2 separate regions of the Homo sapiens genome follow, and region 2 is linked to region 1. The links are chromatin loops, found by intact Hi-C in ENCODE. Cell type or tissue: CD4-positive, alpha-beta T cell. All regions are shown on one strand.

Evidence for each region. Peaks named below come from ENCODE experiments on the same cell type or tissue, not always from the same donor. Only the 100,000 strongest peaks of a DNase experiment are listed, where the experiment ranks them.
Region 2: a loop joins it to region 1, with 14 times the contacts of the local background. A loop is called at or near these places in 13 of 110 quality-filtered maps.

The regions. Positions count from the first base shown.
Region 1 is chr15:65,384,732-65,387,231 of GRCh38, forward strand. IGDCC4 (immunoglobulin superfamily DCC subclass member 4) reads right to left here. Exons shown (of 20, transcript NM_020962.3): 17 at 1,820-1,925; 18 at 1,100-1,328; 19 at 223-384. Among named protein-coding and RNA genes, the nearest start is that of IGDCC3, 8.0 kb to the left of the region's middle. RefSeq lists enhancers at 37-648, 523-572, 583-632, 653-772. In CD4-positive, alpha-beta T cell, CTCF peaks have their summits at 243 (motif pointing right), 508, 1,022 (motif pointing left) and 1,237; DNase peaks (open chromatin) are centred at 280, 580 and 1,030; H3K4me3 peaks cover 1,092 bases; H3K27ac peaks cover 510 bases.
Region 2 is chr15:65,032,492-65,034,991 of GRCh38, forward strand. No RefSeq gene overlaps it. Among named protein-coding and RNA genes, the nearest start is that of MTFMT, 4.1 kb to the left of the region's middle. RefSeq lists an enhancer at 835-914. In CD4-positive, alpha-beta T cell, CTCF peaks have their summits at 1,291 and 1,491; DNase peaks (open chromatin) are centred at 740 and 1,390; H3K27me3 peaks cover 571 bases.

The DNA.
Region 1 (2,500 bases):
CTGGGTAGAGGAGGGGCTGTTTTCAACCCAGGTTGAAACAGGTTCCTGCAAACTGGCCTGCCCTCCACCTACTCAACCTTTGGAGGCTCCAGGGGTCTCCTGGCTAGACTTCTATCCCCAGGAAAGTTACCACCCAGGGGTCTCCAGAGAACTCATTACTTCCTCTTCACAAGCACAGAGACCCTTTCCTCCTTTCCTGCCCCTTCCTTCCAGGACGCTGACCTTTATGGCGTCGTACACCAGAGCCTGCAGCAACAGCGTCTGCCCAGTTCCAGCAGGGGGCAGCAGGGCCCGGGTCAGAGCCGGCCGGGGGCCTGCCTGGGGCAGCTCACAGCCTGCCCAGGAACCAGCCCAGCTCAGCCCGCTTGGTTGAGCCCAGGAGATCTGCACGGGGGAAAGAAGGGGACAGTAAGGGGCACGACCAGGATTGGCTGGGAGAGGGAAGCCCGGGGGAGGGAATTGGGATGGGCCGCGGGGGAGCAGGGTCCAGACTGTCACCCGCTGCTCTCTCCCTCTCCAAGGCTCTGGGGAGGAGCATCGAAAGGGCTCAGAGTCAGCGGGGTAATCTGAGGATGAGTCCTCCTGCAGAGGAGCGGAACACCAGACGCTCTGCAAAGCCCGCGGTGTCCGAGCCAGGCGGGGAGAGGGTGAGGGAGGACGGGTCGGAGTTGGGTGGGATGTGCCGCCCCTGCCAGCATGAAAGGGACCAGCCCAGCGAAGGCCTCACCTTATCCTGGTCCCAGTCCCACTTGGCCACAGCCAAGCCGACTGGCCTCTTCTCCCCACACGGGGATGTCTGGGTCTCAGAGGTCTCCCCAGCTCCAGGGATGAGGAGGGAGCTGGGTGTTCTGGCTACCCTGGGTCACCTGCTGGGAGGCCCTTTCCTTCGTGAGAACCAAGCTGACCTATTCCGCCGGGATATGGAGGCCCATGTGCTTCCCTGACAGCCAACCATTCCGTGGAGGAGGGAGAGAGGCCCTAGCGTCCGCAGCCGGCTCCGAAGAGGAGGTAGAGCCATGCTCGCATAGCCACGCGTTGTGCTCTGTCGCCCCCTGGTGTCCTATTTAGAAAAGAGCCGCAATGTGGGGCTCTGACTTACCTTTCTTTTGGAGTGACTCCGGCCTTCAGAAACACCGCCACCCATAAGGCTGTGCACTTCAGCCCTGTCCTCCACGTCTGAGGGTGGCGGGGACCAGTCCTGGGGATGGGGGTGCACAAGGGACTCCAATTCATGGGCAGCTGGGGGGCTGGGGGGGCCAAGCCGAGCTCTGGAGTACAGCGCGGGATTCCCGGGGGTGGCGGTGGAGGACAGGCCTGGGAGGGATTCCCTGGAAGGGAAGACGGAAAACAAGGCATAGCGGTCAGAGTAAGGGGTCAGGCGGGGCTGGGATCTGGTCCAGCCTATGTCTCTGGGGAGGTTCCTGCCCATCTCTGGGATTTGCTTTCCTGGTCTGTGCAATGAGTAAGAAAAACTGCTATTGTTCAAAACAGCCTGATGCTGTAAACAGGGCTCTTCTTCCCTTGGCTGCAGGCATCTGGAGATTTGGGGCCCCTCTTTCCAAGATGCTGGCAGCTACAGAGGAAGTGGGAGTGAGGCAGTTCTGTTGGCCTTGCTGAGGAGGGTAGGCTGGGGCTCCCCTAAGTCCACTCCCCATTCTCAGGAGGACATCATCCCTGATTCCTTCATCCCAGAGTCCTGACTTTAACGGGGCTCCTGGGAGTGCCAAGGGCAAGTCATGGCCACTTTCCCTGATGGCCCATTCTGCAGCCCTTCCTGGAAGTCTCCCTTCCCTGAAGTCAGACTGGCTCCCCTGCTCACCTGTGGGGGCTGCGGCGCAGGCCAGCACACATGCAGGCCAGGAGGCAGAGGAGGCCCAGGCAGACACCCACGATGATGCCCGTGACTGAGTGCATGTCCAGCGAGTCTGGTGGGGGAGAGAGAGGCACAGAGCAGGTCAGGACAGAGGAAGGGCACAGGGCATAGATCAGGACTATCCATGGCTTTCTCAGGAGACACCAGCTGGACCCTCACCCTTCAGATGCTCACAATCTTCTGATACAAGGACAGGAGGGCCCTGAGCCTCACAGAAACTACTACTACCTCTCCCTCTGACTGTCCTCCCTAAAACACACCCAGAAGTTATGGTCTCTCTGCCTCAAACTGGCCTTTGGTGAAGCACGTGTTGCCTGCTCCCAGGGCTGTTGCATGGGTGTGCAACATGTGCAGGTGCGCAGACCCCATGCTTGGATGGACCCCACGCTTGAGTTCATGCTCTGCTGTCACCACCTTAAAATTCTAATTTTTTTTCTTTTGAGACAGGGTCTTGCTCTGTCACCCAGGCCGGAGTGCAGTGGCATGAACACGGCTCGCTGTAGCATCAACCTCCTGGGCTCAAGTGATCCTCCCACCTCAGCCTCCCAAGCAGCTGTGACCACAGGCATGAGCTACCACACCCAGATAATTTTTAAATTTTTTGTGGAGACAGGGTCTCACCATGTT
Region 2 (2,500 bases), 350 kb before region 1:
CAGAGAAGATGAGGACTCCAGCCCCGAATGGCAAGGAGTTTTACATAATAAATTAAGACACCCAGAAAGCACATACAAGGGGATTGGAACCCAGATAATGCTAATTCAGTTGGTGCTCCTGTTTTCAGAAATTTATCTTTCTTGATGAATAGAGTGTGTGCGGATGCTGAATCAATGAAATTACTCCAGGTTCTGAGTCTGGGTGACAAGACAATAGCAGTGTCATTGACGTAGGGAAATAACCCACTTGGTGGTCAACATGACATTTCACCCTTGAATGCTTTGAAACTGAAGTGATGAGACAAGCAAATGGAGACGTTTAGTAGAAAACTGGAATGCAGGAGTGGCCTCCATGACTAGGGGCTGGGAGAGCTGATCTGGGAATGGGAAGAGGCAACAAGCATTTCCACTTCCTGTTCCCGTCATCTCACCCCACTCCATGACTATATGGGTATTTCTGCAGGGTGAGGATAACTACCACAGAACAGAACTCCAGTTAGTAAGGTGGCCAACGCCTAAGTCCACAAGAACCCCTGCTTGTGGCCTAGGAGGCAATGCCACATTTGACCAGGGGAAGGACTGCCACACATAGGTGTCAGCCCAGTGCCAGGGGCAGGAACTGACCTCAGGGGCACAGTCCAGTGAAGCCTTTTGAGATGCAGTTCCTAGCGAGCCACTCCATGTACTGCCATCGCCTGCCTGTGGTTGTATCAGATGCCCGCAAGGAGGTGCTGCCCACCAGCCTGTCCCGTCACTGAGCGTGACGGATAGTCCGTTTGCTCCAGTACCTCTGACAGAATCTGCCCTCTGTGTTGTTACTGCCCTGTGTGGTCCAGTAGATGTCACTCCCTAACCTGTCCAGCCTCTCTGTAAATCAGGGCCGGGGATGAAAGGCCACACACAGCAGTGTGGGTCCACAGGACTCTCCTTGATAAGGAGAGAGACTGGAGAGGTTAAGGGACATCTAAGGGGTATCAGGAACCCCAGGAAGCGAAGCCAGATATACCACAGGTAGGAGAAGCAGCCTAACAATATGGACGTTTCCTCATTGCTGCTGAGGGGCATCCTAGAAAACCAAGAGAATATTTCAAAGTACACTTAAAGAGATCAAATATTAAAAACTTTAGTTCCCAGCCCTTTACCCCCAGCAAAAATGCTAGACAGTGTTAACAAAGCTGTATGTTGTTAACAGGAGGAAAGACTAGTTAGTAAAATAGCTACAGCTGTGGCCAGTTCTTGTTCTTGGACACCTATGTTTATATCGGAAAACACTTTTTGATGCTGTTCTCTGAAATCAGGCTCCACATATGGAGTGATAAAACAGAAATCCTTTTTTAAACAAAACCGCCTTTGCTACTTCCTAGACAGCCACTAGATAGCACCACAGCCTTGCTTCCTCACCCTTTACCCTCACGTGGGACTCAAAGAAGAGCGATTGCATGCAATTGATTAGCTCCATAGTTTCTAATCAGCTGCTCACTAGCATGCTTCCTTTATTTACCAGGTTCAGAATATGGGAAAGAGAGGCTGAAGCTACCCCAAGGAAGTTTTGTATAGATTGTTATTGTGAATATATATCATGTATCCTGTGTGGGGTGGTAGCATATTTCTGTTTGTATGTAAGGGCTATCAATAAATACACTTCTAAGAAAATTTTTCCTAGAAGTGTAATAATTTGGTTGGTTGGAGATGCTTGTGGTATCCTCTTTACATTTTACAATATAGATTATCATTCTCTGGAGATTTGCCAAAACCTTCAGGTCTATAATACATCCCTCTGTGGGGGATAATGATCATCTCAGTCCTTATGTAACAGTTATAGAAAGGCTCATTTGCTTATATCCTGCTCTCCTGTGGGAATCCTACTTGCCTCCAATCTGATGTAGCTGACTCTGTAATAAATTAAACCAGAGCTACCCAGTCTTATCATTAACAGGTGCTTTCTGCTTGCTCCTCACACTTGGCCTAAAGGCCCTTGTATATAAGTCAGAGATCTTGGCTTCTGGAAGAAATATCAAAATAAAATTTACAGCCTTGGGGGTAGGGGCTGAAGGGGCTGTACCAGGCACTTTTTTTTTTTTTTTTTTTTTTTTTGAGACAGAGTCTTGCTCTGTCACCCAGGGTAAAGTGCCGGGACGTGATCTCGGTTCACTGCAGCCTCGACCTCCCAGGCTCAGGTGATCCGCCCGCCTCAGCCTTCCAACTATAGGCACGCGCCACCATGCCCAGCTAATTTTTTTTTGTAGAGACAGGGTTTTGCCATGTTGCCGAGGCTGGTCTCGAGCTCCTGGGCTCAAGCAATCCTCCTGCTTTGGCCTCCCAAAATGCTGGGATTACAGGCTGCACCACTGCGCCCGGCCAAAATGCACATCCTCTTTACAGGGGAAATTCCCTACTGTAGATAGCTTTGCTTGAATGAGCTCAACTACAGTGCGAATGCTGGGGCTTATTGTGTTGACTGTACGGTCACCACGGTTGCCGCATCCCGAGGACATGGTCA